Regions from separate parts of the Homo sapiens genome. Here all the other regions are linked to region 4. A link is a contact called in ENCODE Hi-C or POLR2A ChIA-PET data. All regions are on one chromosome and are shown on one strand. The core of a region is the stretch at or near the end of the contact, and the rest is flanking DNA. Distances in the headings are between cores, read along the strand shown.

The links. Hi-C counts contacts between places; a loop is a spot of excess contacts on that map. ChIA-PET counts read pairs that join two places held with the same protein, here RNA polymerase II (POLR2A). Pooled maps may share reads with other maps.
Region 1: a loop to region 4 is called in a map of OCI-LY7, with 18 times the contacts of the local background. The contact joins the enhancer-like site here to the promoter of TIFA in region 4. A Hi-C loop is called at or near these places in 1 of 168 maps with a recorded cell type or tissue (OCI-LY7). POLR2A ChIA-PET finds 5 or more read pairs at or near these places in 1 of 52 experiments (activated CD4-positive, alpha-beta T cell).
Region 2: a loop to region 4 is called in a pooled map, with 7 times the contacts of the local background. The contact joins the promoter of RPL34 here to the promoter of TIFA in region 4. A Hi-C loop is called at or near these places in 7 of 50 pooled maps. POLR2A ChIA-PET finds 5 or more read pairs at or near these places in 3 of 52 experiments (OCI-LY7, activated naive CD4-positive, alpha-beta T cell and endothelial cell of umbilical vein).
Region 3: a map of OCI-LY7 shows a loop between it and region 4 (7-fold over the local background). The contact joins the promoter of LEF1-AS1 here to the promoter of TIFA in region 4. A Hi-C loop is called at or near these places in 1 of 168 maps with a recorded cell type or tissue (OCI-LY7) and 5 of 50 pooled maps. POLR2A ChIA-PET finds 5 or more read pairs at or near these places in 1 of 52 experiments (activated naive CD4-positive, alpha-beta T cell).

Annotation. Positions count from the first base shown.
Region 1 is chr4:108,035,069-108,037,768 of GRCh38, forward strand. It overlaps HADH (hydroxyacyl-CoA dehydrogenase), which reads left to right. Exons shown (of 8, transcript NM_005327.7): 8 at 1-103. Among named protein-coding and RNA genes, the nearest start is that of HADH, 47 kb to the left of the region's middle. Within about 2 kb of position 1,348, at least 4 of the 41 ENCODE cell types and tissues checked have a DNase peak (open chromatin) inside an H3K27ac peak, as active enhancers do; they include OCI-LY7, where a contact is called at or near this core.
Region 2 is chr4:108,619,179-108,621,878 of GRCh38, forward strand. RPL34 (ribosomal protein L34) reads left to right here and starts at 1,398. Exons shown (of 5, transcript NM_001319236.2): 1 at 1,398-1,422. It overlaps RPL34-DT (RPL34 divergent transcript), which reads right to left and starts at 1,279. Exons shown (of 4, transcript NR_026968.1): 1 at 1,130-1,279. RefSeq lists enhancers at 936-2,135, 1,361-1,410.
Region 3 is chr4:108,166,224-108,168,923 of GRCh38, forward strand. It overlaps LEF1-AS1 (LEF1 antisense RNA 1), which reads left to right and starts at 1,302. Exons shown (of 3, transcript NR_029374.1): 1 at 1,302-1,610. It overlaps LEF1 (lymphoid enhancer binding factor 1), which reads right to left. Exons shown (of 12, transcript NM_016269.5): 1 at 1,332-2,700. The coding sequence starts at 1,544. LOC124900752 reads left to right here and starts at 1,716. Exons shown (of 2, transcript XM_047416528.1): 1 at 1,716-2,679. The coding sequence starts at 2,277. RefSeq lists silencers at 663-902, 2,659-2,700 and enhancers at 780-1,281, 2,309-2,398.
Region 4 is chr4:112,284,471-112,287,170 of GRCh38, forward strand. TIFA (TRAF interacting protein with forkhead associated domain) reads right to left here and starts at 1,434. Exons shown (of 2, transcript NM_052864.3): 1 at 1,170-1,434. RefSeq lists enhancers at 207-386, 417-536 and a silencer at 1,177-1,486.

The DNA of each region.
Region 1 (2,700 bases), core at 98-2,597, 4.2 Mb before region 4:
AACAATGTTTCAGTCTGAAAATTTGAATTGAAAAAAATGTATAATATAAAATTGTAATACACTCAAATGATTATAAAAGTAAAAGTTGGTAATTTAGGCAGAAGCTATTTCTCCTCTTCTTTGACCTGCTGTTAATTTTTAAAGTGGGAGTGACGGGGAGGGAATGGCAGGACAAGGCATTTGTGTAAAACCTGCCTGGGGCCGTCGCTGCCAGATTTCTTACCAGGAAAGCAGTAATAAGGGCACAGAGAACAATTTTTAAGGAACATCTGTTTCTTCTTTGCCAACAAAGTGAAGTAGTGTAACGTAAGCTTCTTTTAATCATTGGCTTAAGAAAGTGTCTTCCAAGATAGAATTTTGGAGTTGGAAAGACATCAGAAATCCTGAGGTCCAATAGCCTCATTAGCAGAAAGCTTAAGGGATGTGCCCAAAGTCACTAGATATTTTGTCACATAGCCTAGACTAGAACTAGGTTTTGATAAAATTAAGTACAAAATAGCCCATTTGAAAATCTCCGATCCAAAATTTCAGACAGGACTCTCCCTAAAATGGGCATCCTTGTTTGGTGTTCTGGGTCATAGGTCTAATAGTCAAGAGATTTTTTTTCTTCATTTTATGACTGATAAAAGGGAGCTTATTAATTTTAAAAATTTTGAATCTATAACATAGTGGGAAAATAAATACATCGGTGCATTTGTACCGCACATAGAACCTGGGTAGGACACTTTTAGGTTATTCTTATAAAATGCTGCCTAACGAACCAAAGGAAGCACCTGTGAGGCCACCCGCATTTCCATCGCTAAAGGTTACCCTTGTGGTCTGACAGCTCCCTGCTCTCTCAGGCTGGCTCTTGACCTTTGGCATGAGCCCTGGGCCTAAGTGGGGGCTTCACTTCCTTACTGTCTCACCAGAGTCCCCATAGGATGCAGGCCCTTGTCCTGGAAATGGCAGGGTTCTTTCTTGACCACTGAATTCCAGGAAAGATGTAACTCAGCAATGCAACTATCAGACTGCCGGGATGAGAAGGTAGGGGCTGCAGCAGTCTTTCTGGCTGGCATTTTAAAATACACTTTAAGCCTACCAAATAGTCAAAAGGCCTAGCCTCTCAATATCCTTTTATCGTTTTCAAAAAATATTTTCCATGCACCGTGTTTGGGACCAGGAAGGAATTTTGAACATCCTTCCTTTAGACATGGGAGGTGAGGGAGTAGCTTTTTCTTTCCCAACTCCATGTCTCTGCGTTCTCAGGTGAACGTAGCTGCTTGCCACGGAGAGCTCTTGGGGCGGGGGGAGGGAAGGTCATGTCAGTCAGGTTCTCTGCTTCCAAATATAGGCCCGCTGCTGCTGTTTGCTTCAGTCTGTGGTTAAGAACTGAGCCTCAGTGAGAGCCCCAGGTGCCTTGCATCATCCTCCACTGTGTTTTGGCAGCACTTGTTCAAGAGGGAGGGTGGGTCCTGGCAGTGCTGCTGGGCCTGGTGTCACTGCTCTTGGTTCTCCTCACCTCCCCAAACTTGCCTCCTAACCGTCATGAATCTTTTATGACACTTGAAAGTAAAGACCAAGTTTTAGGTCAAGAGGATACTTTTTTTTTTTTTTGAGATGGAGTCTTGCTCTGTCGCCCAGTCTGGAGTGCAGTGTTACAATCTTGGCTCACTGCAACCTCCACCTGCCAGGTTCAAGCAATTCTCCTGCCTCAGCCTCCCGAATAGGTGGGACTACAGGCGTGTGCCATCATGCCTGGCTAATTTTTTATAGTTTTAATAGAGACGGGGTTTCACCATTGCTGGCCAGTTTGGTCTTGAACTCCTGACCTCATGATTTGCCTGCCTCAGCCTCCCAAAGTGCTGGGATTACAGGCGTGAGCCACCGTACTTGGCCACTTTTTTTCCTCTCTCCTATGCTTCCCCTTAGTGATATTTTTATTTATTTATTTGTTTTTTGAGACGGAGTCTCGCTCTGTCGCCTAGGCTGAAGTGCAGTGGCGCAATCTCAGCTCACTGCAACCTCCGCCTCCTGAGTTCAAGCGATTCTCCTGCCTCAGCCTCCCGAGTAGCTGAGATTACAGGCATACATCACCACGCCCAGCTAATTTTTATATTTTTAGTAGAGACGGGGTTTCACCACGTTGGTCAGGCTGGTCTCAAACTCCTGACCTCGTGACCCACCCACCTCAGCCTCCTGAAGTGCTGGGATTACAGGCGTGGGCTACTGCACCCGGCCAGTGATATTTTTATTTACCTATAATACAAGTGAAAGTTTGAGATTAAGAAGAAAACCAGGCAACTTATGAGATGACTTGCTGAAAAAGATGGTGAGCCTCTGATAGCCATCACCTAGACTTCAATTCTGTTTAGTAAAATGGAGTTCTCTGAAGGATCGTTTTAACTCAAGATATCTTTGTAAAATGAAAATCATGGCCCTTTCATGTTCTTAAGATTCACTGTTAATAGTAGTTTTTCTGGGGAAAATGGTTAACTTTTTCTGACATCAATTGTAAAGCGTATTTCCACTTTGGGAACTTCAATGACACAGCGTGGGGGTAGGTGGAACCATGTCTTGGAACTCGGAAACTACTATGAACAAATCCGGTGTTAGAAAATACTCTCAGCTGGGTGCAGTGGCTCATGCCTGTAATCCCAGCACTTTGGGAGGCCGAGGGGGGCAGATCATGAGGTCAGGAGTTTGAGACCAGCCTGGTCA
Region 2 (2,700 bases), core at 148-2,647, 3.7 Mb before region 4:
AAACCACATTTGTCTCTCTATGCAAGCTTCCATCTCAATGCCTGGCACAGAGACGAAAAGGATTTCAGAGGACAAAAATCAAAGGACTGGAAAGGAGGGAAGTAGCTGATGACAAGGTCGGGGGAGAAGCAGCTATTTGAGAGTGAGCAGAGGGAAGGATATAACCAGAGCCTTCCATCTGGTGTTGTGACAAAGATGGCAGTGATGTGAGGCTTGATAGAATCAATAGGCCTCACAGTTCAAGACAGACTACATGCCCTCAGTCACTTGCCTGCTTTCTTGGTTTGCTAGATGGATTAGAAATACTAGAAGGAAAGTTGAGTGGGTACTGGGATATCCTATCCAAATCCTCTCTTCTGGGGCAATGCAGCTGCCTCACAGCAACCACGTTGTGGATCACCTGACCCCGCCTTTCTCAGCTTCCTGGAGGTGCATTCTAAGAGCGCTCCCCATAAGCCAACACTCAAGTCTCTTCGAGGTGTGTTTCCAGGGAGCCTGATCTAAGATTAAAAACTTAAAGGCCCCTTTTAGAATTGTCTTTTACAGCCCAGGCAAAGAGTTCTTTACTTTTTTAGAGGTCATGAATCCCTTTGACAAGGTGATGAAAGCCAGGGACCCTCTTCTCAGAAAAATACACACGTGCGCTTAATGTAAAATTTTACATACTGTTTTAAAGGTTAAACTTTACCACCCATGAAAAGCCTCAAGTAGTTCTTTGTACATAATCATAAGATTAGCAACCATTTACTGAGCACTTCCTCTCTATAAGACCCTGTGCTAAGTGCTTTAACTTCATAATGCCTTTGATCATGACATAACATGGCACGGTAGTTCCTAATATCTTCCTTTTAGAGATTTAAGGGCTTGCTCAAAGTAACATAGCTAATAATTAGCAGACACTGGATTAAAATCCCAATTTGTTTGTAAAGCTTGTGCTCTGAATAAATGACAAGGAAAGAGAAGGGAAGGTTGAAGAAGGGAAGGTTCTTGAAGGTCCCTGGTCCTTGAAGGTCCCTTAACCATAAATGTCAAGAGTTGGGATTTAAACCCAGGTCTAACGCCAGAGCTGGCGCCCTTTAGATTAAAAGTGCAGTGTCCATGACAACGAAAGAAGTTGATTTTGTCCCACCTTTGCTCTTTGCGGCTTTTCATTTGCGTTTGTTTCCACAGCGATTTCCAATAGATTTCTGCGTGGCCTTGACACAGACAGCTAGTGTGAATCCCCGCCCACAGAGGGGCGGCACGTTGGTTGCCGTACAACGTGGTGGTTCCCTGCATCTCTGCCCACGTCGGAGAGGTGCGTCGGCTTCCGTACAACACGGATACTCTCTCTCTGACGCAACTTCCTGTCCTGCGCAATTCTATTTGACCTTTGAACTGGCAAAGGCTTTTTTCTTCCTCTTCCGGGGACGTTGTCTGCAGGTATGGATGTTGTTCTCTTTTCCCTGTCTTTATTTCCTTACCAATCGGCTGCCATCCGAGGAGCTGAGGAAGCCTAGAGCTCTCAGAAGCAGTCCTTTGAGCTGGTGTAGGGGTAAGGGGCACAACAGGGAGGTTGGTGGTGAGGAAGTTCCTTACTTTGATCTTTGGAAATCCCTTGTTCCTGGTGGCACCTCCAAAGCCGTGAGTAGCCACAGCTCACCACCCGGGACTTTGCTGCATTCCAAGTGTAGCGTTTGGAGACTAACGAGTTGTGGTTTGGCGGTTTGAGTCTGGAAAATCGCCAAACGTTTTCATATTTTACACCCACGTTTTCACAGCACGCCTGTACGTGTCCTTAGTCTTTGGGAGGGCAGGGTCCGGCGAGTTCGGGTGGTTTCGCTATTTGGCTTCTGCGTCCAAGGCCCATGTCAAGGAAGAGAAAAATGTGTTAGAAGTTTCTGTCTTGCTTTTGGAGATGCAAACAGAATAATGGCTTCATAAATCACTCGCACTGGTTTTACGTGTCAAGTTTTGGTGTCTGGTAATTCTGTTTTAGTTTAATTTTAGTGAGAGGCTTGTGACAACAAATGAGGTGGTTACAAGGGGTGGAATGGGAAGATTAAATTAGTTCAAGTATTGATTATGTTTTACGTTGGGTAGTTCCCTTAACGAAGTTGCTCGTATGCATATCTGTATAACCGATTTGCTAAATAACATCACGATGTTTCCAGAAGTGGGAAGAAAGCAGGTGCCATAACCCAAAGAAACTTGTGTAATATCAAAATTAGTATTAAAGGGTATGCCTTTACGCAGGTGGTGCTTTAGGGCAAGACATTGAACCCTGATATGTGCCAGGCATTGTGTTGGGACGGATAGCCCACGTCGTTTAATCCTAATGACAGCTGTATAAAGTAGACAGAATTCCCATGTTAGAGATAAGGAGGCTAGCTCCTTGCCCTTTATATTCCCAGTAAATGGCATAGCTAAGGATTCGACTTCAGAGCTCACTTTTTGTGCTCTTTGTTTAAAGCGGTGTTTCTCCAACTGGGCTCGTGGCACTTTTCTGGACACCACTCCAAACAAAATTAGACTCTGAGTAAGGAGCCTGGTCATCAGAACGTTAAGGAAGTGCCACGTTTGATTACCATCAGGAAAGCTAACATTCTTGGCCTCTTGTTTATCAGTCACCTTTAAATACAAGTAGTTTTAAAATGTGGAATAATACATCTTAATTTAAGGGTGTTACATACAAGGATATGTATGTGAATGAAATAGACC
Region 3 (2,700 bases), core at 52-2,551, 4.1 Mb before region 4:
TTCTGTTCTCTGAACGCAGGCCCCCAGCCTTTCAAAATTCGTACTCACCTCTGCCATTGGGATAGAGAAGGCAGATCTGAGGTGTTCTTAAACGCGCTGTTTAAAACCCAAAATGTCCCCGCCCTCAAAACCACACACTTTCTTTTTGGGGGTAGAAAGATGCCATTTAAGGAAAAAAAGGTATATCCTCCAAGTTTCTTTGGAGGGAAAAGGCGTTGGTTAAATCATTCGGGTGTCAGGACTTTTCTACCGGATTTCCTCCAGAGGGTTTCCCAGTTGTGGAACAAGGGTGACCAGTGGAGTGTCGGGTATCAGGGTCCATCCGCCCCCTAGACCAGCTCTGGACTAGGCTTCAAACAGCCCTCCAGCGCGGCCCTGCTCCGCGCTTTCTCTAGCCAGCACCCACGTGTCTCTATTTACTCTACTCAGGTTACCAGCTCTATCGCCCGCAGCGGGCCAGAAGACCCGATAAAGCGCCTTCCACCCTGCAGGACTAGTGCCCGGCTTCCGCTGCTTCTCCGCCTTTCTTCTGCGTAGATTTAAGGCCTGATCCGGTCCCAAACCCCAAATAAAAGTTGTGGGTTTGTTTCCAAGTGATGGCGGTTGGAGAAAACTAGAGTTGGGGGCGGTACAGCCAGGGTGTACCCTTGCGGTGGGTCGGCTCGGCGCACCCACAGCTCCCAGCTGCTAGCCCAGGCGCTGGGGCCGCAGGGACTGAACCCCGCACCGCCCCCGCAGCCCGGGTGCGCGCCCCATCGGCCGGCCTGCTCCCCGCGGCCCGGCTCACCGGTGGTAGGGACGGCCCCGCCTGCCCCAGCCCACGCCCGCCTCCCCTTCCTCCCGCCTGTGGCTCTGCTCGTCTCCACCTAAGCCTTTGGTGGTTTAACGCACTTTTGCAGAGACATCTACCAAGAGATAGCGTGTGCACTTTGTTTTCCGTCCCACGGAAGAATTTATCAGTAGCGTTATTCAGCCCTACTCGCTTTAAAGCACGGCACCCCTCAGCCCAACAAAAAGACCGAAGGCGAAACATTGTGGGTTCCTGCCCGCGAACCAACCGTTCAGCCACCGAACCCCCTAAACTGATCCATTTGGAATAAGTTACCCTGCCCCTCTACCTCCCATCCTACACACACACACACACACACACACACACACACACACACACACACTGCGGACCGGGGGCCCAGCTACGCACACACCCCAAAACAAACGAGGGATCTACTCGGGACCCTCAGCCGGGCGGCCGGGCGCCTTCGTTCCCTTCCTCCCTCTCTGAGTTTCCCAGGGACCCGCCACGCCTCTCGGAACTGGGGCAGCGGCCCGCTCACCTCGTGTCCGTTGCTGGCCGGGATGATTTCAGACTCGTTCACCAAGGAAGACTTGATGTCAGCTAAATCGCCTTCCTCTTCGGGATGACTGATCTCGGCGAAGATCTTTTCCTTCTGAGGATCGCCCTCGTCCTTGAAGGGGATCATCTCGTCCGTGGCGCAGAGTTCCGGGTCCCCCCCGCCGCCGCCACCTCCTCCGGAGAGTTGGGGCATCCCGGCGGCTCTGTAATCTCCGCTCCGCTGTGGGAGCACCCGCGCAACAGCAGGAAAGACAGAGGGGTAACTCAAGGGTGGGGGAGGAAAGGAGAGTTGGAAGGGTTCGTGCAGCAGGACAGCGGGCGGAAGCGGGGCGGGCGAGCGCGGGGCCGCCGGCCGGCAGCCGGAGCAGCTGCCGCGGCGCCCGAATCCCGGCGGCCGCCGCGCTTTCCCGCTTCGCGGAGACCGACGCAGGCGCCCGCCCCCGAGGCCGAAGGGCACTGGGCGGCGAGGGCTGCGGTAGCTGGCGACTCCGGGGGCGTCTGCGCGGCGCGCGCTAGACGAGGCTGCCCCGGCGGCCACCCCGCGACCCCGCGTCGCCGGGATTTGCGCGCGGAGAACGCCGGTTCTGGAGGGAGCACGCCTCCCCAAAGTGCAGAGGAGGGTCCGGCGGCGCGTCTCCGCGGAAACCCTCTCCACTGTAGTTACCCCGGATGCCGACTTAGTAGTTTGTTTTCCGAGAAAAGAGAGGGGATCTGGGCAGAAGGGCCCCGTTTGCCCCAAAAGAAGGTGCAAGGATCAGAAGATAACGAAACGTCCACTTCCTGAAGGGTGGGAAAAAAAGAAAAAGAAAAAGGAGCCACCCACGCTGGAGATGTCCGTTTTAGATCTTCTTATTTTCTTCCCTTTCGCTTCGGTTTTTCTTCTCGAGGCTCATTTAATCTGCTAGAGAAGGAGGAGGAGCAGAAGATGGGGGCCGAGGAGGAGGGGAAGAGAAAGAGAAGTTTGCCAAGAATAAAGTTTTTGCCGGCAAGCGCGGGGACTCCGCAGTGGAGGGCACTGCGGAGTCTCGGGGAGTCACAGCGGGGGCCTCGGGCCCAAATGCCTCTGCCCGGAGCTCGAGCCGACACACACACTCAGTCCGACCCCTCTTTGTTCCCGGCTCGAGTTTCTCAGCCTGGCTCGCCGGCTCGCCGCTCTGCACGCCTCCGCCGGCCAGCTCTGTCAAAGCAAAGAGCTGCGCCCCTTGAGTTCGCCCGGCCGAGGGGAGGGGACGCCCCGAGCTTGGCCGCGTGCGAGGCTCCGGGCGCGTCCTGGTTCCTCGGCCCGAGAGCGCGCAGCCCGGGTCCCTCCTCCGCGCCCTGCCCCGCAGGTGAGCGGCTGCGCCTCCCCA
Region 4 (2,700 bases), core at 184-2,683:
CTTGGCACCCCTGGGTGGTCATGCATGCCAACCAGATTTCTCATGCTTTAAGAAGTCTATTTTTTAAAACAGGATTGACCAAACTAATGGGGTCTGCTCTGGATGGTGAAAATGTTTACTTTCATTTCCCCCCAACCCCCTCGCCTCCCCAGTTCCCCCTGAATATATTCTCAAGAAAGAGTATGTCTTTGGGTGGTTGCAAGTAGGAAGTTTCAAGGCTTTTCTCCCTAACGAATACCGAACACTGAGCACACAGGAGGGGAACAGAAACTTGGAAGCAGAGCAAAGGACCAAGTTATCCTCCTGTCTAACCCTGCTCAACAGGATCACCCTGAAGTGTGGCTCTGAAGATATTTGTGAACTCTGGCACAGCTGTTTGGCAGAATTAATACTAAAACCACAGGTCTTGCAAAAACAAAGAATCAAAAAAAAAAAAAAAAAGTGAAAACCAAACAGCAGGAGGAAACCCTTAGGAAAGCTCGGTGTCTTTCAGACATGAGATTTTCTTTCTCCCACTCTACTTGACTGGCCTGACCTGGGGTCCAGTCCCACTTCCTGGTGGCTGCGGAAATCCGCAGTGAGGCTCAGTGTGGATTTTGGCTTCAGAGGATTTGGGAAATTCCACCTTTCAATCTGAAATCTGGGGAAAGTCCCAGAAAACAACGGATTACTATATTTCTCTCATGAACCAGACTGAAGCAAGGAGTCAGGTCTAGGACCAAGGACCTCGGCACTCCAGGGAGCCCAGGGCCCCTCAGAAAGGTCTCGCTTGGCCACCGAGAGCGTGGGGCCGTAGCAGTTGGCAAGCGGGGGAGGGGGGTCACGCACAACTGCTCTGGAGCCACACTGCATAAATGGCATTCGTTTTTGTTTTCTGATTAGAAAAACGTTGAAAAGAATACCAAAGTACAGAGAAAACACACCCCCATCTCCAATGTTTCCTCATTTATGTAAATATTCTCATATTTTATAAAACAGGGAGGTGCTGTCTATAATTTTTGCAGGCTTTCCTTAGCATATGGTGAGCGTGTGCCAGGTGAGCAGGAGCAGCGGGGGATGACTTCCGATCCGACACCCCCAAAATCTCCTGGACAAAGCTGCTGTCTTTGCGGGATAAACAGAAAAGGGCCAGTCCCCACCTCACCCCCAGCCCGCCGCCCCGCAAGTACCTGGGGCTGGGGAGTCAGTGAACTCTCTTCAGCTGTTCGGCTCTCCCGGCTCAGAGCGAGGGGAATCGAGGAGACTGGGCGCAGGATGGGGGTGGACACCCGGCCGCTGCTCCTCCGCGCGGGTAAGTGTGAGCCCCGGGGTGCGGGGAACCGAGCCAGGGACCAGTGACCGCGAGCCGCCGATCCTCCCGCGCTCCCGCGCGCGCGGCCTGCCTTCCCACTGGCTGGCAGAGCACGTCCTCTCGCGCCCGGGGCCTTTGTAAAGAGCGCAGCGGTGGCGCGGAGGTTTTCAGGCTCCGCCCGCTCCACTCGCGCTCCCGCCCCTTCCTTCCTCTCGAGGTGACCCGGCAGCTGGCGCCTTTCTCACCAGGTACCCAGCCCCCTGGCCGCCTCTCTCAGTTCTCTGGCAGGGTTTGGTGCGCGGTACACCGACCCGGACCGCGCCTTCCCAAACGAGTGGCCTCTCCTCCAGCCCGATTGGCGAGCTAGAGAAAAGAAGGGAACTGGATCACTTCAGCATTAAGGAGGACTTTTCCCCAAAATGAGTGTTGCCCCAGGGCGTGGGCAGGCGGGGAGCTGAACTAATCTTTCGGTGACTCCAAGGATACCAAGCAAGCCAGTGCGTGGCATGCACGAGCTCCTCTAATCATCGCAGTCCCCCTTACACATGAGTAAACCGAGGCTCAGAGAATGGTGGAGTGTGGCGAGCAGAAGTGGAATTTTTTTTTTCTTTTTTTCTTTTTTTGAGACGAGTCTCACCGTGTCGCCCATGCTGGAGTGCAGTGGCGCCATCTCGGCTCACTGCAACCTCTGCCTCCCGCAGAGGCGGGATTTGAACTTGCTCCAGGTTGCCCTCGCCTTACACCCAGCAGAGCAGTCCAGTCGCTTTCTCTCCTGCCGCTTGCATCGTAATGGACATCCAGAGTCCACAAGTAAAAGCTGGTACATGATGAAATGGGAAACACCTCTCAGGAGTCCTTTATAGCTTAGAAGAAGGTAATGCTACCTTTCTGCCTCAGTGAAAAGATTTGGAATCACCTAAGTGTGAAGAACCTAAGGAGAGTAGGTGTCAAGAGAGGATAGACCCGGGTGCCGTGGCTCAAACCTGTAATCCCAGCACTTTGGGAGGCCGAGGTGGGCGGATCACGAGGCCAGGAGTTTGAGACCAGCCTGGCCAACATGACGAAATTCCATCTCTACTAAAAATACAAAAGTTAGTTGGGCTTGGTGGTGGGTGCCTGTAATCCCAACTACTCGGGAGGCTGAGGCAGGAGAATCACTTGAATCCGGGAGGCAGAGGTTGCAGTGAGGCCGGGATGGCGCCATTGCACGCCAGTCTGGGCAACAGAGTGAGACTCTGTTTAAAGAAAAAGAGAGAGAGAGGATAGACACTGTAGAGACCAGCAATCCCTGTTGGGAACCAGTGTCATGGAAGACTTTTTCCACAGACTGGGGTTGGGGCCACGGGAGATGGTTTCAGGATGATTCAAGCCCATTTCATTTATTGTGCACTTTATTTCTATTATTATTG